3 separate regions of the Homo sapiens genome follow, and regions 2 and 3 are each linked to region 1. Evidence: chromatin loops called from intact Hi-C (ENCODE). Cell type or tissue: PC-9. All regions are shown on one strand. Region 1 overlaps LOC105378676 (a long non-coding RNA gene). Region 2 overlaps CTPS1 (CTP synthase 1). Region 3 has its middle 60 kb from the start of ZNF684.

Region 1 (8,000 bases):
GAGAGATGAGGGAACTGTGGCTTACAGAGACGAAATGACTTGCCTGCTTCCACACAGCTAGTAATTTATTGAGTTAAAATATTTAACATAATTGGGATGGTGCCTCGCACATAGTAAGAAATATTTAAGTGTTAGCTGCTACAACAAAGAGAACAAGAAAAGTGGATTTCATTTTGTTTTGTTTGAGACAGAGCCTCACTCTGGAGTGCAGTGGCACAATCACAGCTCACTGCAGCCTTGAATTCCTTGGGCTCAAGCAATCCTCCTGTTCCCAAGTAGCTGGGACTACAGGCGCACGCCACGCCATCCAGCTAATTTTTTAATTTTTGTAAAGATGGAGTCTCACTATGTTACCCAGCCCGATCTCAAACTCTTGGGCTCAAATGATCCCCCTGCCTGGGCCTCCCAAAGTGCTGGGATTACAGGCATGAGCCACCGTACCTGGCCCAGAAAGATGTTAAAGTGGCTTGCAGAGCAGAAAAGACTTCTTTCTGATTCCACTCCGTCATTCAGACCCAGATTGCTTGCTTCCTGTTGCTCTGCTTTTCATGACTCCAACCTCGTGGGCCAAGATGTCTCCTCAAAGTCCAAGTTGGCTTTCTTTCCTTTTCTATCTTTTTCTGCAGAGCGGAATCTGGGTCATGGACATCTTTGTGTCTGGCTCTCAGGAAGGTGAGACTGAGGAGGTGAGCACACCTGGTGTTCTAAGGCCCAGTGACTCATGTCACTTTTCAGATTTTCTTGACAAGAATTTAATTACATGAGCACACTTTGCAGTAAGGAAGGCTGGGAAATACGGTTTCTAGCTGGCGACAATGTGTTCATCAGTAACTTAATTACTCTGGAAGAGGGGAAATGGATTTTGGTAGACAACCAGCAGCCTCCACCACAGCCAAGTGACAGTAATAAGTGGCTCAGTTGAGATTAGAACTCAAGTCTCCTATGCCCCAGAGTACTTGGTACAGATGGGGAAGATATCAGAGGCCTGAGTCCTACATAAAGAGAATTGTTGCCTGGGCACAGTGGCTCACGCCTGTAATCCCAGCACTTTGGGAGGCCGAGGAAGGCAGATCACCTAAGGTCAGGAGTTCGAGGCCAGCCTGGCCAACATGGTGAAACCCTGTCTCTACTAGAAATACAAAAATTAGCCGGAATGGTGGCACGTAGTCCCAGTTACTCGGGAGGCTGAGGCTCGAGAATCACTTGAACCCGGGAGGCAGAGGTTGCAGTGAGCCGAGATCGCACCACTGCACTCCAACCTGGGTGACACAGCGAGACTCTGTCTCAAAGAAAAAAAAAAAGAACTGTTTAGATTTAGTAGACCTGGTAGCAGTCATCACTATGAATACTCATCTGTGGCAACTCACTTCCCTTCTTTGAGTCTCAGTTTCCTTGTCTGTAAAATGAGGATAGTAAGGGGCCTTACCCATGAGTTGCTGCTGTGAAAACACTGACCACAGTTCATAACACATACTAGGTACTTACACAGTGGGAAGGATGGGGTAGAATTTGAACATGAGCACGTGAAAGAAGGAAATTCCAAGGGAGGTGACAATGTGTGCAAATGCCGAGTGACATGAATGAATAAGACTTTACTAGGAAAGGCAACAAGTCCGGGGTGGTTAGTGTGTAGGGTGCATGGTCAGCGGGGGAAGGGTTGTGCTCGGAGTAGGCAAGGGTCAAAGAGGGGTGACCCTTAGTGGCAGGCTGAGGAGCTTGAACTTGATTCTGTTAGTAATGGGGAGTCACAGACGACATGAGCCGAGTGGAAACAGTTGGGTTTGTGTTTTGGAAAGGTCACTCTGGCTGTGGTGAGTAGAATGGATTTGAGAGGGGCAGGTGGGAGAAATGGAGAGCGCTGAGAAAGCATGAAATGCAATGTCTAGCATACATGAATATTCTTTTGAAGAATGAATGACTCTATCTCGATTACTTAGGATTATGCACGTGGCTTTGAGTGACAGAAAAACAGTAGCTTAAATAAAAAGAACCAGGTAGGTAGTCCAGAATGGGTGTAGTTATCCATAGTGTCAGCATCTAGGCCCCACCACCTTGTTGCTTTGTCATTTGTGGGTTAGACCTCATGATCCAAAAAGGCTGCTCGAGCTACCATATCAACATTCCAGCCAGAAAAAAAGAGAAAAGAGGAGTCGTGAACTTTCTGGAAGTTTTCTGCCCCTAACTACAAAAGAGGCTCAGAAATGTAGTCTTTATTCTGGGTGGCCATATGTGTAAGCAGAATTCAGAGGTTCTGCTACTGGGAAGAAGATGGGAATGGATCCTGCAGTCACGATAATGACCCACTGATGTGGAGGCTACAGGAAAGGAGTGGAAAATGATTCCCAGGGGTGTGGCTTGGGGCACAGAGTGACTCTTCCATGAGGTGAATCCTAGCAGGAAGAGCAGGCTGTAGGGAGCAGGATAGATTAGGATGGACACATCAGGCCATCCAAGGTGGACATCTAGGAGGAAGAGGGCCAGATAAATGGGTCTGGAGCTCAGGAATTAGGTCTGGACTGACAGTAACTTTGTTTGGGGGGGTATTAGCACATCCATTGTTGCCTTGGGAATGATGATGCCCAGTGATAAAAGAATGTGGCCAAGGACAGAACCTTGGATAGAGGCCGAGAATTAGCAGCTGGGGAAGTGGGAGAGAAACAGCAGAAAGGTGTCCTGAAAGCCCAGGGAGATGTTTCCCAAAGGAGGGCGTGGTCAGGGGTTCCTAATGCTGCTGAAAAGTCAGGTAAAGTGAGGACTAAAAAGAGGCTGTTCAATTGGGCAATCAGAAAGTCAAAATGACTTTGCCAGAGCAATTCCAGGGGAGTGGAGAGGCAGGAGACAGGATGCCATGGTCAGTGGGAAATGGGAAAAGAGGAAGTCAGGTCAACAAAGGTAGATGAATTGTTTAAAGGATCTTTTTGGACCTCAGTGTTTCCATGGGTCAAGTGACCCATGTCTGGGGCTTCTTTGCTGCGCTTTTTAGTGGACTTAAAAGCATTGAAAAGGCCTCTACAGTTGGGTTCGGCCTGGACGGCGCCTGCTTGAGATGGGATGCAACACCCATCTTTTCTCGGCAGGTGGCAGCACCACACCAAGTGACACCACCTGGACACCTCGACCAACACGAAATCCACATTGCACATCAGTGCATTTTCAGAGAAATGAAGCTTAGATCCCCAAACACCAAAGCGTTGGGTGGTGGTTGTTGCTGTTGTTGTCATTTTGGATGGAAGCCTTGAGTAGAGAAAACTGAATGGAACTTTCTGTTCAAGTCCTGGCTCTGTCACTTACTGGCTGTGCAACCTTCAGCAAGCCCTCTCACACATGCAAGCCTGCTTCCTGGTTGGCAAATCGGGCATGAGAACAAACCCAAAACCACCTCATGGTGTCACAGTGAGTCTGTAACAAAGTGCGCTTGTGTCGGATGTTCCTGTGGACAGACTCAGGGCTGGGGTGGGCAAGCGGGGATGGGCTCAGAAGCAGAGGGAAGGGACCAGACCCGCACAGCCATGGGGAGGGGGTGCCTGTGGTCTTTACAAAGGCTGCACACAACAGTACTGCTGGAGTCAGGAAAGTTGGGTTCGGATTTTGCAGGTGAGGGAACCAAGGCTCCCATATGACTCTCCACAGTCATACCCCTCAAACAGGCAAAGCAGAGGCACCAAAACCAAACTTCAGAAGAAGAATTTGATGCATAATATTTTTGAAAAAAAAAAAAAGGCTCAGAATTGCAGCATGGGAAAAATCTGAACTTCGTGGAACTTCTTTCCCATTGTTGTGTGGTTTCGTATTGTTTGCTGCCCTTCACTCCCCTGGTCCCTGTTTAATGCCCACGTTCTGAGAGCACCCCTGTATCTGCTCCTTCCCCCTAAGATGACATGGGGGAGGTTAAGGATGTGAGGGGAGGAGAGGAGGAAGCCATCCAGCCATCTGGAGGTCGAGAGACTCGGGCTCAGCTCTGGGCTCTGCCTTGGCTTACTAGGCCTCAGTTTTCCCAGCTGCAAAATGAGGCTATGGGACCAGTGGTCCCTTGGGAGCCTTGGCAGCTCTGACTTTTTATGAAGGCTTTGGATTCCCCTTGAGCTTCCCTGACCATCTCTCTGAAAGACGCCCCCTGCAACACAGTCACTATTCCATTTCCATTTTATTTTCTTCACGGCACTTATCACCCCATGAAATTATCGTGTTTTTTTTGTTTGTTTTCTGTCTAGACAGTAATCTACTATCTACTCTATGTGAGCAGGGACTTTGTGAGTGAGCTGCTAGGACCTTGGCACCTAAAATAGTGCTTGGCATGTACTAGAAATGAACAAACAATTGTAGAATAAGTGAATGAAGGGCAGAGAACACAGCCCCTTACTCTCTGAGACAAGTCCTGGAGTCCCCTTCTGTCAACTGCTCAGTTCTACCACCCCTATTTCTCTCTCTCTCTTTCAGATGTGCTGAACCTAACTAAAGCACCTTCAGGTGAGGTGTCCTGCCCTCAAAGTCCAGTCTGTTTTCCTGGCTCCAGACAACTCCAAGCCAAGGTCTTTACTGACGCCTTGTGGCCGTGGGGACACACAACAGGGACTGGGTGTATTCTCACTGGGAGATGATCAATCCCAGGTGGCTCTGCTTCCCTCCCTTCCAGCCAGCATATACGAATCACCTGTGTGCCCAGCCTTGCTTTGGGGAGAGTGATGACCCCAGCAGATGCATATCTTTTCTTTTTTAGAGACAGGGTCTCACTCTGTCACCTAGGCTGGAGTGCAGTGGCGCGATCATAGCTCACTACAACCTTGAACTCCTGGTATCAAGTGATTCACCCTCCTTGGCCTCCCAAAGTGTTGAGGTTTAAAGGTGTGGGCCACCGTGAACTGGCCACAGATGTGTTTCTTGTCCTCCAGGAGCTGAAGTCACACCAGGGGAAGGAGCAAGATTGTGGGGTCCAGGAGAGGATTTAGGGGAAGTCTGGCAGGGGCGAGTGGGAAGTAAGGGCAGACCCCATCCGAGTTCTGGGCAGGCGGGGCAGCTTGGGTCTCAGGCCTCAGATCCTTCTGCCAGGGTATCTGTTTGACAGCAGTCTTCCCACCTCTTCCAGGAAATCCTTCACATCTCCCACTCATTTTAGAGCCTGTTTGGGAAAAAAAGAAAGAGAAGAGGATATGCCTCATGCCCAGAGAAGCCATTTGGGACAAAAACAAAGATGTTGAAGGAGGATTTTTAAAATCCTCTGTGATGTATAATGTAAGTCTTCTATGACATTGCTTCCAGTAAAATCCACCTTACTAGCTGTCTTAACCAGGTCTTGCCGTGATAATGCCATGAAGAAAACAAACCCCCAATCTCAGTGTCCTACAAAATCAATGATTATTTCACACTCCTAAGTCTCCAAGTCAACTGCAGTTCAGCTGATGCTGGCTGGGCCAGGCTGGACTCTTGAATTCAGTCTAGGTCAGGTCTGCTCCACATGCCTGCATCCGGACCCAGGATGAAGAAACAACGGCTATCCGAGGCTCTCGAGGTGGAAGAACTTTGCCATGACTGTATGGCTTCCGCTTGAAAAAAAGCATACTGTCCTTCCTACCTGCCTTCGATTGGCCAAAATAAATCCCATGGCCAAGCCCAAAGTCAGGGGGTTGGTAGAGTGGATGCTATGGGGTTCCACCCAGATCCACCCTTCAGAGCCTGCTGGGAATCTTCTGCTGGCTCACAACTGTGTCACTCATTGGGAATTGCCCTTGGCCACAGGGAACTGCCTCACCCACAGTCATGGCCATGATTGGCTAATGATTGGCTGATGGTTTCCTTTGAAGGAAAACAAAGGCCTGCCTTCTTCCTTCAGTTTAGCACAACTCTTCGGGGATAGATGAGCTCTAGGGCTCCTGAGGATCAGCAGCTACCTCAGTTGCTATCGCATAGTAGATCAACCTCTCCTTCTGTCTAATCCTACCTCCTACCTTCCTTATAGATGAATCTCCTGAGCACACTCCCCTAAAAACCTTCTGCACACCACTCTCTGTCTCGGAATTGGTTTCCAGGAAACCTGCTGTAAGACAGATAGGCAAGTACACACCATGCAAGGGTAACCATGGCAATGGCAAGGAAGGAAGGAAGACTTTCAGACAAAGAATACAATCGACTACAATAGTTACATAAAGGATACATCACAGAGACAGATCTATTTTGCCTGCAGCAAAATGCTAGGCACATGCTCAATGTGTATGTAAGGGGAGAATTGAGGCCACCTCTGGGAGGTTCCCATTTTTTATTGCACTGATTATATTTTGTATATTAGGATTCCAAATAGGTTATGCTGTAGCAAAGGTTCCTGGGCCTTCAAAAAAGGGTTTTCAAATCACTTGGTTCCATGATGTCTATAGCTCTGTTCAGCTCTGCCAGTTGGGATGGGGCAAACCCGAGTGATTCTCAGATCCTGTGCATTTACAGCAGAAAATGCGTCAGGTTGGTGGGTGAAATCCCTGTTGCAGGTGTCATTGGCTGAATTGCATCCCTCCAAAATTCATATGCTGAAGTTCTAACCCTCAGTTCCTCAAAATGTGACTGCATTTGGAGATAGGGCCTTTAAAGAGGTAATCAAGTTAAAATGGGTTTTTTAGGGTGAGCTCTAATCCAATATTACTGGTATCCTTATAAGAAGAGGCGATAAATACATCAACAAGCAAAAACCAACCCCATTAAAAAGTGAGCAAAGGATAGGAACAGACAATTCTCAAAAGAAGATATACAAGTGGCCAAAAAACATGAAAAAATGTTCAGCATCAATCATCACTAATCATCAGAGAAATGCAAACGTAAACTACAATGAGATATCATCTCACACTAGTCAGAATGGCTATTATTAAAAAGTCAAAAAATAACAGATGTTGGCGGGGTTACAGAGGAAAGGGAATGATTATACATTCTTGGTGAGAATGTAAATTAGTTAAGCAATTTGGAGAGTTCTCAGAGAACTAAATATAAAACTACCATTCCACTCAGCAATCTCATGACTAGATATATACCCAAAGGAAAATAAATCATTCTACCAAAAAAACACATGCAACTGTATGTTCATTGTAGCACTCTTCACAATAGCAAAGACATGGAATCAACCTAGGTATCCATCAATGGTGGACTGGATAAAGAAAATGTGGTGCGTATATACCATGGAATACTATGCAGCCATAAAAAGAAGGAAATCATGTCCTTTGCAGCAACTTGAGCAGCTGGAGGTTATTATCCTAAGCAAACTAATGCAGAAACAGAAAGCCAAATACTGCATGTTCTCACTTATAAATGGGAACTAAACATTAGTTACACATGGACATAAAGATGGCAACAATTGACACTGCAGACCACAAGAAGGGAGAGGGAGGGAGGGGATCAAGGGTTGAAAAATGACCTGTTGGGTACTGTGCTCCCTACCTGGGTGATAGGTTCTGTCGTATCCCAAACCTCAGCATCATGCACATCATGCAATATACCTTAGTAACAAACCAGCACATGTGTCCCCAAACCTAAAATAAAACTTGAAAAAAGAAAAGAAAAAGAAAACTAGGAACACAAAGAAGAAGAGGAGGAGGAGGAGGAGGAAGAGGAAGAGGAGATTATTAGGACACAGAGAGAGACCTCAGACCTGTGTACATAGAGAACAAGAGATAATCATGCAAAGATACCAGAAGAAGGCAGCCTCTACAATCATAGGAGAGAGGCCTCAGAATGAAACCAACCCTGCTGATAACTTGGTCTTGAATTTCCAGCCTCCAGAACTTTGACTGTGTGATCATGCACTTCTGTTGTTTAGACCTTCCAGTCCATGATATTTGCTATGCCATCCCACACAGACCAACACACCGTGGTAGCAGCTATCACGGTCCTGCTATACACAGAGGTGGGTGGTAGGGGAAGATGTGCCTCTCAGCTTCTCAGAGGGAAAACGAAACTGTTTTAACAATTGGAGCTGTCAAAAGTACGTGAAATATGGCCCAGTGCAGTGGCCACTGCACTCTGCACTC
Region 2 (8,000 bases), 150 kb before region 1:
AGGAAAGTAACCGATAAGGATGAATGTAACCTCACTGCCTCATTCTGTTGAGGCGCCCATGCCTAGGAGTCTGACTGCACTGCCAGTGTCCTTTCTAAGACCCACACTGCTTCTATGGCTATCACAGTGCATCCTAAAAGGGTATGAATAAGAGAGGAAAGAATGAACTTCAAAAGCAAGAACGAAACCAAAAAAAGCCAGCCTGCTCCTCGAAGCCACAGCATCACCCTAAGACACGCGTCCTGGGCACGCAGAGCCAAAGGCTGGGCCAGCGTGAGGCAGCTCTTACTCATGACTGAGTTCTTGGTCTGGAACAGGGTTCTCCTCTTGCCCAGCCTCATGGTTCCGCCCATCTGCCCTGGGTTGTGTTCTGGCATGTCTACGACCTGGAGATGTTCAGAAAACAGACACCAACTACAGAACTCTGCTTCCGCTAGAGAGAAACCTCCCTCGCTGAGTGGGTGGCAAAGGCTTGTAAGTAAGCTCTAATTCTCCAGGCTTTCCTTATGAGACATTTTGTCACAGAAGAAAATGCCTCCCAGTTGGCATTTGTAACCTCGGTTGGGTGGAGGCTCCGTCCTTCAGCCTGTCCTCCTGATCTGCAGACAGGACCACAGCAGCCCCTCCTCAGGCTAGTCCCGCCCCAGCACTGTGGACGGTAAGCATCACTTCCTTAGAAAGACTGATACAGTAGCACAGACACGGACTGGATGTGTCATAACATGTCTGTCATCGCCCCAGCTAGCCTGATGACTGCTCAAAGGCAAGGGATGCAGGGCTAGCACCCTGCAGCTTAGCAAGCATCTGAGGACTGGGTGGGCCATGCACTGATGGCCCAGTCCACCTCTCAGCCCAGCGTTCCCAGGCACCTTCTGATTCCAGGCTCTCTGTGCCCTGTTCCTCCTGACCCCAAAGCCCCATGCTGCAAAACATTTGCTGGTCCACTCCTGAGGCCTTAGTATCAGCAAAGTTCAATTTCAGGTCAACAAACACAGTGATGCTGTCTAAGTGCCGTGAGATCAAGAACTTTGTCCGTCTCATTTAGCACGGTGTCCTCAGTGACAAGGGCAGTCCCAGCATATAGTACGCATTCACATTTGCTGACTGCTGAAAAACGTAAATAAGTGCCCTTCCCTTTACATCCCTGTCACCCTGGGCTGGGAATTCAAAGGTGATTAAAGGCATCGTCCCTCCTCCATGTGCCTAACAGTACAGCGGGCTGAGAATGCCACATGCCCTCGGCATGAAATCTAACGCAAGGTACGCCAGCCTGGAAAATCTTTGGATACGGTTAAGCCAACCAGTGCTCCAACCCAGCAGTTCTCCCAGGACTATGGCTGGGGATCCCATGAATTAATATAAAATATACATATGAAAGCAGTGAGAGCAGCGGCTGGCACACAGTAAGTACACATGCCAGGGTCTCATATTAGTATCTATACTGTGTTCTGGGAGTTGAGGGGAGTAGGGATGGAGAAGAATTTTAATCAGGAATCCCCTCCAGTTTCCTGGGCTGGTACCTGTCTTAAAAACTTTCTGTGGTCAATGAAAGATTAGGGAGGAATTACATAATGAAAAAGAAAAGTTTTTCCTCTCTGGTAGGTCTGAGTGCCCAAAACCTCAGGGTTCTTTGGGATGGACTCAAGCAGTCTCACTTCTTGTCTCTAATCATCAATCACGTTCATAAATGCCCCTTCTACACCCTTCTAAGCCCTGTGGAGGTTCAAACACTTGACTCACCACGGGATGACTGGTCGTAGGGTCAAACTCTGTAGAATTGGCATCTGAAATACCAAAATACTTGTTATGAAAATAGTTACAAACGAAAGTGATTAATAGTTTCATTGCTAAGCTCTAAACACAACTTCCCTCCTCAGTTTAAGATCAGTGATTAGAACAAAAACTAAAGATAGCATCCCCCTGACCTCATCCCCAGACGAGATCTCACTGTTGTCCAGGCTGGAGTGCAGTGGTGCGATCATAGCTCACTGCAGCCTTGAACTCCCAGGTTCAAGCAATCCGCCAGCCTCAGCCTCCCAAGAAGGTCAAACTACAGGGGCACACTACCACATCCAGCTAATTTTTTTTCATTTTTTGGAGAGACAAAGGCTATATTGCCAGGCTAGTCTCAAACACCTGGGCTCAAGCAATCCTCCTGCTTTGGCATCCCAAAGTACTGGGATTACAGGTGCAAGCCACCAGACCGGCAATAAATAGCATTTTTAAGACATAAAATACTCAACCCACACACACGTGAATTTTTTTACGTTAAGTATAACTCTCTGGAAAGTCAATCAGTACAAAATGGGAAAATCAAAACTAATGGCATAACCTAGTAATTTTTAATTAGATACTGTATCTTTGACAGTTTTTTTTTTTTGAGACAGAATTTCACACTTGTGGGCAACAAGTGTGGGCAGGCTGGAGTGCAATGGCGTGATCTCGGCACCAAAACCTCCACCTCCAGGTCTCAAGCGATTCTCCTGTCTCAGCCTCCCGAGTAGCTGGGATTACAGGTATACACCACCATGCCCAGCTAACTTTGTATTTTTAGTAGAGACGGGGTTTCTCCATGTTGGTCAGGCTGGTCTCGAACTCCTGACCTCAGGTGATCTGCCTGCCTCGGCCTCCCAAAGTGCTGGGATTACAGGCGTGAGCCACTGCGCCCCGCCTGTGACAGTTCTTATATTGTTTGTTTGTGTTTTAAGACAAGAGTCTCACTATGTCACCCAGAATGGAGTGCAGTGGCACAATCTTGGCTCACTGCAACCTACACCTCCAGAATTCAAGTGATTCTCATGTCTTGGCCTCCCAAGTAGCTGGGATTACAGGCGCACACCACCACACCTGGTTATTTTTTGTATTTTTAGTAGAGATGGGGTTTTTCCATGTTGGCCAGGCTGGTCTCGACCTCCTGGCCTCAAGTGATTAACCCAACTCAGCCTCCCAAAGTGCTGGGATTACAGGCCTGAACCACCATGCCCAGCCAAGTTTTTATATTGTCTTAATGTTTCAGACTCTTGTCTCTCTGAGATAAACAAGTACTATTTCTTCTATACTTCTTTCATCTTCAGCAGCTAATACAAAGCCCTACTCAACTGTTTCACTCAATAGCTCAGTCAGAAATGAACTGATTTCAACTCAACCTTTCTAACCTTCATTGAACTTACCGTCTAACCAAAGCAAAACCACTAAAGACCAAAAGGCAAAGGACCAAGTTCCTGGTACTATGTGAACGCTGGGCACTGTTCTCCTCCTGGCCTGAACCAGGGTCCAGTCTCAACTGAAGTGTAAGCTCATCACCAAAGCACCTACCCATTTGGGAACCTAAGTGAGAGGCAGAGGTCTGGGGCTGTGAAGGATCCAGGGAGACCAGAAAGCCAGCTCTGGGGTGGCGGGTGATAAGACAGTGCCTCTCAGGACTCAGAAGCCAGCACTCAAGGGCATGCTGTCTACCAAACTAAGCCACACCGCCAGGTCACTGTGAAGCAGCCTCTCAGGGAAAGGGTGAATGAAACCCAGCCCTAAACCATATGCTGGCCACCAGAGTCACTTGTTCTTTATAAAGTCAAACTGCTTTTACATTCCTTCAGGTTACTTTATTTTCCACAGAATTTACAAGGTCTTTCTGAAAATCTAGTATTTGTCGGGTGGGCTACAGAGAATAAATGGGCTGTGGTGGACCATTCCAGGGTGGCCCCAGTGCAGCATGCTCAGTCTTCACACCCATGTGTGTTCTCCTCCCCTGCCGGCTCGGGGCTTGGCCACGTGACTTGTTTTGGCCAACGGGACATCAGCAGGCCTGATAAGTGCCTGCATAACAGGCCTGTCATTTTGGAGTCCAGCTGCCCACCCTGTGTGAGGAAGCTTGGGCTGGATTAATGAATGATGAGCCACTAGGTGGAGACAGCATCTTGACGTCCCGGCTGGGCCGAGCTCACAGCTGAACACAAGGCAGGAGTGTGCCATCTCAGATAGTACACCACGTGCAGCTGAAACCCAGGCACTGAGCCAAACCACAGAATACTGAGATGAGAAGTCACTGCTGTTGGGAGCCACTGAGCTTTAGGGAGGTCTGTCACATAGTAATACACAGCTAGGCGAAGAGCTGATATTATCTGAGCATTTCCCTATTTTCCAGGCACTACTAGAGACTATTTACATACATTATCTCCCTTAATCATGTGAAGTACGTACCTTTATTACTCCCATTTTACAGAAAAAACGGAGGCCCATAAAGGCTAAGTAAATTGCTTAAAATCACCCATAAGCGGTAAGGTTGGAATCTGAGCCCAGTTTCAATAGCTCCAGAGCCCAGGTTCTCATAATAACTGCCCAAGCCTCACTTAGGACAAGGACTTCACACCAGGCACCAGCTTCAGGATGGTGGCCACGGTGATCAAAGTGACAGAATCTCAAGAACAGGAACACAGAGGCAGAAGGCAAAGGAGGGAGTCTGGCTGTGCTCCCTCCTTCCTGCATGGAGGAGCCGTGCTGTTCCTCAAGAGGCAAGGCAGCTCCCTTACGGCACACCATGAGGTGCTAGGAACCCAGGCCTGCCCTTCTCCAAAGCTCCTGATCACCCAGGCGGCAACAGGCCTCATATCCTCCAGAAATACACAAGCGGGAATTGAATGAGTGTCTTAATGCACGCTTACCTTGCCATCCCAGCACGTTTCTTGAGAATTCAACCACTGCCAACTGCATCCCTAAGCACACGCCTTCCAGTCGGGGGGAAAAAACAAACAAAACTCCATTGAAAAGGCAGCTCCTACTTTTCCCAGCAGCCTCTGCAATGGCCTTTGTGTCCTTTATTTGGAGAATTATAATTGCAAACTCATAACTTCCTGCTATGAACAAGTACTCTCTGCTGTTACACTTTACTTGTATTAGATTTCAAAAACTGCATGTAAAGTAGATGAAAATTCTAGATTTGCAAAGTTATCCGATTTTAGAAGTAAGTGATATTCTATTCAGTACTTTTTTCCCCCCAGACAGGGTCTTGCTGTTGCCCACTCTGGAGTGCAGTGGAGAGATCTTGGCTCACTACAGCCTCAAATTTCTGGGATCCAGCAACCCTCCTGCCTCAGCCTCCACAAGTGTTGGGTTTACAGGTGTGAACCACCGTGCCTAGCCTCAGTACTTTAAAATTCAAGTTTTCTTACCCTCTCTCATTAAGTTTTTATTTATAATTGTTCAAGTTGAAAATTACTAAAATGTACAGCACCAGGAGGCATGCAAAATCATTTTGTCCAATTACAGTCAGCTGTTGTGCCAAGTGAGCAGATATAAAACTCAACCTCACGTGTGCTACAAACAGCTGGGTTCATTAAATGGACAGGAATTCACAATTCATTCTCTCAAAATTCCACGACATCTACATGTAGCTCATAAGCATAAATAAGCTTTCCAAGACTGAATTTGTCTCTAAAGAGAAAACATGAAGGCTTCTACTTGAGCTCCTATCCACAAAGACAGCATGTTTCAGTAATCCCCCCACTTTGTTCATAGGCTCCCACGTGGCACCGTTCCCCACTCTTTCCTACTCTTAAGTGAAGACTGCACTGCAGAGCTCCTTACCCAAAAAAGGCTTTTTCTGATTCCGAGCCCAGGCAATTGCTTGGATTTTTCCTTCTGTTCCTCGAACACCAAATCCTCCTGGAACCAGCACTCCACTGCACAAAAGAACAAACCACAAAGGCAATTCCCCTTTTCTACCAGTCCAACTTGCAATAATCGCCTAACGGGCCATTACCAAGACACTGAAGCCATGAATTAACCCCATACATTGTGCTACTGTGACAATGAATTGTATGTAAACACTATCAACTTAGAAACTGCATATGAAACTATGGACTTTTCTTAGTAACTTAAGAACATGCTTATTGCAAGTGAAAAAGATAGTATACATAATTGTAATACTGCCACTGCACTATCTTTGGTACTGAGTTGTTCACAATTTTTTTTTCTTGAGACAGGGTCTCACACTGTTACCCAGGCTGGAGTGCAGTGGTGTGATCACAGCTCACTGCAGCCTTGATCTCCCAAGGAGCTGGGACCACACCCAGCTGGTTTTGTTGTTTTTGTTGTAGAAACAGGGTCTCCCTATGTTGCCTGGGCTGGTCTTGAACTCTTGGGCTCAAGCAATCCTCCCACCTCAGCCTCTCAAAGTTTTAGGATTACAGGCATGAGCCACTGTGCCCAGCCCAAAATTTTAAATACATATATTAATATTAACAATTTATCTTACCTCTTGGCTTAAAATGCTCCCCTAAGGGGGCCTTTCTTCATCAGCTCTGTGTGCCGTACTGACCAAGACACTCAGAAGAAGGTGTACACCTCCGTAATATTCAACTGTTCTAGTGAACCAGAAATTCTTGCTAATGTTTTACTATTATAAATAACAGCTGCCAAAACAACTGATGAGACTCTACTGATGGGTACTCATCAAATGTTCTGGATGAAAAATCCTTAAATGAGCCTCATCAATAGATGCATATGGCAAACAATATCAAAATCAGAGCAGCTTTTCAGATCCAATGATATTGACAAGCTGCATTTTTTAAGGATTAAATCAGATGGCATGTAGTCTTTTCAACAATTAAAAAATATTTTAACAAGTCAATTACCTACTACTGGCACATGAAAACAAGAGGACTTTTTCATTAAAACAAACCAAAAGAACTCTGGAAACCCAAGGCAGCGAACTCTACTCACTGAGCACTACAGAGCTTCTGCCAAGCTTCGTGGTAGCGCACGGGCTCTTCTTGCGAGGTGATGGGCTCCAAGTCCGCAGAATCTATGTACTGGATGTTATTCAGACAGGGGAGAAAAGCAGGCTCGTGACCCCAGGCTGTGCGTTCTTAATTTTTAAATAATATTATCATTTTATCAAAGTTGTCTTTCTTGATTCTGGCTTTAAAGTGATCATCTTAATACTGGCTTTAAAGTGATCAACTTAATATATTTAATAACTTAAACATTTTTTAAATATGAGGTTTTAAAATACAACAGTTTCCTTCAAAATCATTAAATTCCCAAATCTCTCTCTTTCTGCACTCTACTGTGTTCAGGATCGGGTCTCAGCTAAGCCTCTGCAGCAGACTCTAGAGGGCTTTCTGTTCAATGACAGCCTCCTCAGCCCATCTTCCGCCCAGCTTTTGTGGGTTTTTTCTTTTTCTTTCTACCATATTGAAGCATAATTCACATACAATAAAATACAAGCATTTTAAGTGCATACTTTGAAGAGTTTTGTCAAACATACACACCAAGATATAGAATGAGCCGGGCGTGGTGGCTCACACCTATAATCCCAGCACTTTGGAAGGCCGAGGCGGGTGGATCACTTGAGGTCAGGAGTTCGAGACTAGCCTGGCAAACATGGTGAAACCCCATCTCTACTAAAAATACAAAAAAAAAAAAAAAATAGCTGGGTGTGGTGGCATGCACCTGTAGTCCCAGCTACCCAAGAGGCTGAGGCAGGAGAACTGCTTGAACCTGGAAGGCAGAGGTTGCAGTGAACTGGGATCATGCCACTGCACTCCAGCCTGGGTGACAGAGCGAGACTCCATCTCAAACAAAACAAAACAAAACAAAACAAAACAAAACAAAACAAAACATAAGTTACCATCTTCCCAGAATGTGCCCCTCTACCTCCTACCCCAAACAACCTCAGATCCAATTTCTATCATCACAGATTCGTTTTGCCTCTTATAGAACATCATATAAATGGAGCCAAATAGTATATAACCTTTTGTGTCTGGCTTCTTTTGCTTAGTGTTTTTGAAGTTCATCCATGTTGCTGTGTTTATCAGTTGTTTGTTCCTTTTCTTTTTTAACTTTTTTTTGCAGAGACGGGGGTCTCGCTATGTTGACCAGGCTGCTCTCGAACTACTGGTCTTAGGCGATCCTCCCACAGCAGAGCCTCCCTAAGTGTTGGGATTATGGGCTTGAGCCAGTCAGTGTTCAGCCTGGTTTCTTCCTTTTCATTGCTGAGTGGT
Region 3 (8,000 bases), 260 kb after region 1:
CTACTCCTATGAGAATCTAATACCACGGGTAATCTGACAGGAGGTGGAGCTCCGGCAGTAATGCTCGTCCACAGCTCACCTCCTGCTGTGGGGCCGTTTCCTAACAGGCCATGGTTCAGTACCGGTCTGCTGCCCGGGGGTTGGGGACCCCTGCTTTAAGAGGTTTGGGAAACCCCCATAATCAAATCAAGGTGTCTGAATTCTCAGGATGGCTCTAATGTAACCCAATCAAGACAGTCCCTCAAGGTGGCAGCACAAGGTCTGTTCTGACTTGCAAGGAGGACCTTTGCTTGGCGGTGACCTCTCTCACTGGGAGACCTCATCCCACACAGCTTCCGGCCTGCTCTGGGGAGCCCCAGCCTGATGGAGAGTCTCCCCTCCCCAGCTTCATTTCGTCAGATTATGCTCACCCTGCACAGGGTTTGCTCACTTTGCCTGAGGCACGAGACGGCACCTGAGAGGTTATTTTAGCATACAATTTCTGCTGAGCATGGTGGCCCTTGACTGTAGCCCTTGACTGTAGCCATTCCAGAGGTCGAGGCAGGAGGATTACTTGAGCCCAGGAGTTCAAGGCCAGCCTGGGCAACAAAGCGAGATCATGTCTCTTAAAAAAAAAAAAAAGAATAAAAAAGAAAGAAATTTCTCACCTTCTCCTGGGTCCCTGCCCACAGTTGGGGTCAAGCCAAGGCACCCAGGGCTCGGCGACTGTCCACCTCCCCTTATGCCCGGTCTGGTGGCGGCCCAGGCCGGGTGGGAGGATGAATCCCTATCCCCAGGACCTCTGCACCTCTCACTTTGTGTGGAGGCCATTCTTACCATGTCATTAGGGCACGGAGCACCAGAGGAGTGGGGTACCAGGTCAGACGAAGTACCAGGAGGACCTGGCAGGGCCCAGGAGGCCCCTGGCCCAATCCTCCTTCTCCAGGAGCACCTCCTCTGCTAGATTTATTCACAGCAAACAAATCCATCAAATAAGACCTTTTGCGCATTCAAAAAACAAAATTATTAAACACCTTGTGAATAACTGCCACAAACTACCCTCATGCTGCTTACTAGTGGGAAAGACAGAATAATAAATGAATAAATAAATATGAATAGTATCTAGTGTGTGTGTGTAAATATGTATCTAGATTTAAAATTATTTTATTATATTTTAGACAGGTCTAGCTCTGTCACCCAGTCTGGAGTGCAGTGGCACAATCGTGGCTTACTGCAGTCTTGAACTCCTGGGCTCCAGTAATCTCCCTCCTTGGCCTTCCAAAGCCTGGGGTTACAGGCGTGAGTCACCCAGTGGAGTATCTAGTATATTCATGTTGACTGGTACTCAGGAGAAAACGCCGGGGAAGGACAGGGAGAAACAGGGCAGTCCAGGGCGGCCTCTCTGCAAAAGGCACAACTGAGTAAAAGCCTGAGAGAGATGTCTATGTCTTAGAAATTTTTTCATGTTATTAGATACGAGCTACTGTATTCTTTTTAATTGGTGCAGTACTTCTTTTAAAGAGGTACCATACTTCTTTATTAACCTCCCGATTTTTAAAGATGCTTCCAATTTTTCCTTATGAATTAACTGACGATTGTTGTACAGTATCCTCTAGATTCTAAGACTCTAGTTTTTAACATTTCTGAAGTCAGCATGTGGTTTACACTTTCATGGCAGCTGAAACACGCGGGTTTTGGTGTCTTGCTTCTGCTTCAACCCTAACTCACCTACCCTTTGCACCTTCAGCTCAGGTGTACATGGTGCCTGGAGGCAGCAGACCCAAGACCCAGAGCATGCAACTCGACTTGGAAGCAATCCAACAGAGCAGCTGTTGTGGCTAGTGGAGGTTCCCAAATACCTGTCATGAGTGGTCTGAAGCTTCTGGAAGTAGTGAAGTAGGGAAGCTGCAGACTGCCAAGAATCAGAGAAAGTCTGAGCTGTCATTTACTTTGAATGAGGAACTTAAAAACATTCACAATATTGGTGGACAACCCACCCATCAGCACACCTAGGGTGCCTCAGTTTCTTGTGCAAGGGCTCAGAGGGCAGATGCTCACAGTGTTGACTAAGCGTGCACCGAGTAAGCTCTCACTGGAAGGAACAGTGGTACAGTGAGAGGAATGCCAACCAGCTGCAAATTAAAACTACATGAGACTGAAGAGAATGCAAACACAGGAATCTGCCAAACCTGCCAAAACCCTGCAGAAACCGGACAAGGTTGTCACAGCTGGTTATAAACCTGTTGCTAATCATCAGTGTAATATTGCATATGAGAAGAAAAAGAAAGAAGAGGGAAAGAGGGTGCAGGCTGATAAAGACCACGTTTTATCCTTGCTATTTGCTGCCTTCGAGAAACACCAGTGTTACAACATAAAGGATGTGGTTGGCATCACAATGCAACCTGTGTGTGCCTCAAGGAAATCTTGAATGAGACGGGTGTTTGAAATGTCAGTGGTCCCCACAAAAGCACATGGAGCTGAAGGCAGAGACTGACATTATCCGGCAGCAGCCAAGAGTGAGCAAGAGGACCCTTGGTCATGCAGCAGGAGATAGCAGGAGCATAGTCATCTGCTGACACTAAACTTATGTGAGGCTGGGCTATTTTTGGTAAGGGGTAGGAGTTACAGGGCTACGTATCTTTTTTTAAGTATTCACTTTTACATTATGAACCAGGGAAATAAAAGAGATATAAAATGAGAAAATATTTTCTGATAACTGCCTGTCTTTGACCACACCACACATTCTAAAACAACTGAAGAATAATGTGTTTTTGAAATGTTTGAAACATGTGGCCCTTTTGTGCAGGACAGAGGGGCCCCAAAATTGGGACTTAGCCCAGGTGAGTTCTTGGCTTTGCCTAGGAAAGAATTCAAGGGCCAGCCAGTGGTGTTACACAGCAATCGTTTATTGAACGGTTCTGCTCCTCAAGGAGTGTATTAGTCAGAGTTCTCTAGAGGGACAGAACTAATAGCGTAGATGTATATATGAAAGGGACTTTATTAAGGACAATTGCCTCACACGATCACAAAGTGAAGTCCCACAAAATGAAGTCCCACAATAGACCATCTGCAAGTTGAGGAGCAAGGAAGCCACTAGTGGCTCAGTCCAAGTCCCAAAACCTCAAAATTAGGGAAGCCGAGAGTGCAGCCTTCAGTCTGTGGCTGAAGGCCTAAATGTCCCTGGCAAACCACTGGTGTAAGTCCAAGAGTCCAAAAGCTGAAGAACTTGGAGTCTGATGTTCGAGGGCAGGAAGCATCCAGCATGGGAGAAAGATGAAGGCCAGAAGACTCAGCAAGTCAGCTTCTTCCATCTTCTTCTGCCTGCTCTTTTCTAGCCTCACTGGCAGCCAATTGGATGGTGCCAAGACTCACAATGTGGGTGGGTCTTCCTGAGGGTGGGTCTTCCTCTCCCAGTCCACTGATTCAAATGTTAATCTCTTCTGCAACACTAGAAACACCCAGAAACAATACTTTGCATCCTTCAATCCAATCAAGCTGACACTTATTAGTAACCATCACAAGGAGCAAGGCTAACTCACAAGCAGTGCACCCAGAACCAGCAACCTATGGACTTTTGGCAATTCTGTTTATACCTACTTATACCTACTTTCAATTACACACAAATTCAGGGGTGGGTTAATGCAAATTGAGGGGTGCGTTATTTAGAACTTTCTAGGAAACAGGTACTAACTTTTGGGTCATTGCCATAGCATTTGTAAACTGTCGTGGCACTGGTGGGAATGTCTTATGCTAATGAGTAACGAGGACAGCTAGGGATGGCTTTTGTCTCCATCTGCTGGTTTCAGTGGTTTCTTCACTTTATCCTGTCGGCCAGATCCTGTTTTGCTCATCAGGGTTGTGACCAGAAAACAAGTCCTGCCAGTCTCCTGCCTCACTTTTATATGCAGACATATTAATGAAAAAAAAAAAAAACTAAAAGAGCAAGCAAATTAAAACTTGCCAGCTGGCAGGCAGAGGAAGACAGCGTCTGGCTGATCAAGTGGGAACAGGCAATATTCGCAATCCTTTCCTTACTTCAAGTGAGTTCTGTGAATTGTCTCTTAAATTTGGAACCCTAATTGGTGCCTAAAATATCTTTGTAAGAGATTCCACTCTGTGGCAGCAAGCACTGAAATGAACACTTAAAATAATAATAGCAACAGCGACGAGAAGAATGGCTAATATTTATGTGCTTGCTATAAGGTAGGGGCTATGTTTGGGACTTGCCATCATTTATCAGATAATATTCCTTTTAGTAGCCAGCCCCATGAGGGAAACGTGGAGACCCTCTTCTGCTCTCCCATCCCATCTTTCTTTCTTTTTTTTTTTTTTTTTTTTGTGACAGTCTCACTCTGTCGCCCAGGCTGGAGTGCAGTGGTGCGATCTCGGCTTACTGCAAGCTCTGCCTCCCGGGTTCACACCATTCTCCTGCCTCAGCCTCCCGAGCAGCTGGGACTACAGGTGCCCACCACCACACCCGGCTAATTTTTTGTATTTTTAGTAGAGATGGGGTTTCACCGTGTTAGCCAGGATGGTCTCGATCTCCTGACCTCGTGATCCGCCCTCCTAGGCCTCCCAAAGTGCTGGGATTATAGACGTGAGCCACCATGCCCGGCCCCATCCCATCTTTCAAAGGCTGTCCAGGGGTACAGGGTTGAGGAAGGGTTCGGTTTTTCCCTCTTGTTTTAAAAGGTGTCTGCATGCTGTCAGAGGGGGATATCAACAATACTGGAAAGAAGGTGAAGTTGAGGAAATCCTTCAAGGTAAACAGGGTGGGATCCTGAGCACAGATTGAGTCAGCAAGGACTTATTATTTTTTTTTTTTTTCTGAGACGGAGTCTCGCTGTGTCGCCCAGGCTGGAGTGCAGTGGTGCAATCTTGGCTCACTGAAACCTCCGCCTCCCGGGTTCAAGCAATTCTCCTGCCTCAGCCTCCCAAGTAACTGGGAATACAGACACATGCCACCATACCCGGCTAATTTTTGTATTTTTAGTAGAGATGGGGTTTCCCCATGTTGGCCAGGCTGGTCTCGAACTCCTGACCTCAAGTGATCTGCCCACCTCGACCTCCCAAAGTGCTGGGATTACAGGTGTGAGCCACCGCACCTGGCCTGCAAGGACATTTTTAATGGGCAGAGGAAAGAAACAATATTAGTACAGATGCAGGCACAGAGGTAGATGTGGTGGGAGGAAGAAGGGAGCTTCCTGGCTTTCCTTTGTGGTTTTCTTATTCTCTCAATAAAATATGAGGCAAAGTTATGAAAAGAGTGGGGTAAGCTGCAGCTGGTTTACAGAAAGGGGGAGAAAATTGTCATAATTGCTAACAACGACTGATTGAGTGCTTTTTTTTCTTTTTTGAGGTGGAGTCTCCCTCTGTCACCCAGGCTAGAATGCCGTGGCACGATATCGGCTCACTGCAACCTCTGCCTCCCGGGTTCAAGCAATTCTCCTGCCGCAGCCTCCCGAGTAGCTGGGATTACAGACACCCACCACATCTGGCTAATTTTTGTATTTTTAGTATAGACAGGGTTTCACCATGTTGGTCAGGCTGGTCTCAAACTCCTGACCTTAGGTGATCTGCCCACCTCTGCCTCCCAAAGTGCTGGGATTACAGGCGTGAGCCACTGCGCCCAGCCTGATTGAGTGCTTCTTAGGCATGAGGTAACACTGTGTTGGTGTTAACTCATTTGATCCTCACAACGTGTAAATTAAACAACATTTTGAGCTCATTCTTCAGATAAAGAAGTGAGGGGGCTGGGCGCGGTGGCTCACGCCCATAATTCCAGCACTTTGGGGGGCCGAGGCAGGCGGATCACGAGGTCAGGAGTTTGAGACCAGCCTGACCAACATGGTGAAACCCCGTCTCTACTAAAATACAAAAAAATTAGCCGGTGTGGTGGTGCGCGCCTGTAATCCCAGCTACTCAGGAGGCTGAGGCAGGAGAATCGCTTGAACCTGGGAGGCAGAGGTTGCAGTGAGCCGAGATCACGCCACTGCACTCCAGCCTGGGCAACAGATCAAGACTCCATCTCAAAAAAAAAAAAAAAAGAAATAAATAAATAAAAGAAAGAAGTGAGGCAGAGAGAAGTTAAATAACTTGTCTGAGGTTATCCAGCTACTAAGCGGGCAGAGAGATGACTTGAATCTAGACTCTGAAATGTCAGATACCAAGGCCTGGTCTTTCAAATTGTCTTGGAAAGCAGGCAGCAGGCTAATTAATGAAATGTGGAATTCTTGGGTGGTTTCAGTACTCTCTAAGGTGAGAGGCCAGGCTCAGTGACTCATGCCTGTAACACCAGCACTTTGGGAGGCCAAGGTGAGATGATTGCTTGAGGCTGGGAGTTTGAGACCAGCCGAGGCAACATAGTGAGATCTTGTCTCTACAAAATAATTTTAAAAGTAGCTGGGCATGGTGGCACTTGCCTGTAGTCCCAGATACACAGGAGGCTGAGGCGGGAGGATTGCTTGAGCCCAGGAATCTGAGGCTGCAGTGAGCTATGATCATGCCACTGCATTTCAGGCTGGGTGACAGAGCAAGACCCTGTCTCAAAAAAAAAAAAAGAAAAAAGAAAAAAAAGAATTATTATGATTGAGGATATCGGTGAAATCACTTAGAGCATAATTCCCTCCATTCATCTTCTATGAGAAATTGGAGCTCAGAGTTAATGGAAGGGCATTCAGTAACAGGATCAAGTATGAATGGCCTAGAAAATTAGGCAGAGGCTTACGACTTAAAGTGGTGAATAAGGAGACACTTAAGGTTTCTACCAGGTATAGTATAAACAAAATAGGCCGGGTGCGGTGGCTCATGCCTGTAATCCCAGCACTTTGGGAGGCCGAGGTGGGCAGATCATGAGGTCAAGAGATCGAGACCATCCCAGCCAACATGGTGAAACCCCGTCTGTACTAAAAATACAAAAATTAGCTGGGTGTGGTGGTGCGTGCCTGTAGTCCCAGTACATGGGAGGCTGAGGCAGGAGAACTGCTTGAATCCAGGAGGCAGAGGTTGCAGGGAGCCGAGATTGTGCCACCGCACTCTGGCCTGGCGACAGAGCGAGACTCCGTCTCAAAAAAAAGAAGAAAACATAGTATTCATTTAAGTGGACACCAGAGTTTTTAGGAGAGAATGTTATCAAGATGAAAAGGCCAGCTTTATTCCAAAGGTTCTGAATAGCACAGAAACAATAAACATGAGTTTTATTTATTTATTTGTTTTTGAGACAGGTTCTCAAAAACTCTTATTAAAATTTCAAAATGGTCTGAGTGACAGATGTGGTATTTGCCAACCTTGGCTAAATCACACAGAGGACGGGCATTTCCAGTCTACACAGACGAGCACATGGTGAAGGAATGAACAGGCCAGCCTTTATGCTTTATGCAACAGATTGCCTGGCACAGGATGGGCACTCAGTGAGTGTTTCTTAAATGTGCAAATGGCTTTCAATGAAGGAATATTTACTAAATATATCCATCCAATTAGACTGTTAAGGACAATTCATGGTTGGTTTTAGGTCAATTTGAATTGGTAAGTGAAGCTCTGGAAATTTTTTTAGTTGACAGATAAAATTGTATGTAATTATTGAGTAGCTCTAGAAATGTTAAGAGCAAGTGAGTAATTGACTCTAAGGACTTTCAGGTTGGAAGGTTGCAATTCATTTAACTAGAACAAAATGAATAAATCAACCAAAGCTTGGTTCTGCATCACACATATATAGAGGTGCTAAAAAATTATATTCAGAACTGGTGGAAAGGGTGAACGAAAGACTGGGAGAGAGTACCAGCTACCTGGTACCACCACAACTATCTTCTATGTGCCATTTTCCTCTACTTATACTATAAAAATGTATTTAGTGCTTATTTATTTTTGCGTCCACTGAGAGTCTTTGAAATAAACCAGGGTACTTCTTCATGTTTGGATGAAGGAACTTGGAATCAAAATTCTGGATGGTGAAGAGACTAAAATACAAAAAGCTCAGTAAGGATCACCGGGAGCTACACCCTTAAAGTCTGTCTGGGAATAGG

Evidence for each region. Peaks named below come from ENCODE experiments on the same cell type or tissue, not always from the same donor. Only the 100,000 strongest peaks of a DNase experiment are listed, where the experiment ranks them.
Region 2: it touches region 1 in a loop (10-fold over the local background); 12 of 110 quality-filtered maps call a loop at or near these places.
Region 3: it touches region 1 in a loop (16-fold over the local background); 21 of 110 quality-filtered maps call a loop at or near these places.

The regions. Positions count from the first base shown.
Region 1 is chr1:40,845,264-40,853,263 of GRCh38, reverse strand. LOC105378676 (a long non-coding RNA gene) reads left to right here. Exons shown (of 3, transcript XR_947239.2): 2 at 4,438-4,467; 3 at 5,084-5,167. Among named protein-coding and RNA genes, the nearest start is that of CITED4, 13 kb to the left of the region's middle. RefSeq lists an enhancer at 1,176-1,265. In PC-9, CTCF peaks have their summits at 2,886, 3,085 (motif pointing right), 4,332 and 4,536 (motif pointing left); a DNase peak (open chromatin) is centred at 4,543.
Region 2 is chr1:40,999,835-41,007,834 of GRCh38, reverse strand. CTPS1 (CTP synthase 1) reads right to left here. Exons shown (of 19, transcript NM_001905.4): 10 at 6,718-6,806; 11 at 5,581-5,675; 12 at 4,659-4,721; 13 at 1,741-1,784; 14 at 290-386. Among named protein-coding and RNA genes, the nearest start is that of SLFNL1-AS1, 11 kb to the left of the region's middle. RefSeq lists a silencer at 612-812 and enhancers at 1-950, 3,695-3,844. In PC-9, a CTCF peak has its summit at 3,833; a DNase peak (open chromatin) is centred at 4,004.
Region 3 is chr1:40,588,130-40,596,129 of GRCh38, reverse strand. It overlaps the pseudogene GTF2F2P2. Among named protein-coding and RNA genes, the nearest start is that of ZNF684, 60 kb to the right of the region's middle. In PC-9, a CTCF peak has its summit at 3,754 (motif pointing left); a DNase peak (open chromatin) is centred at 3,799.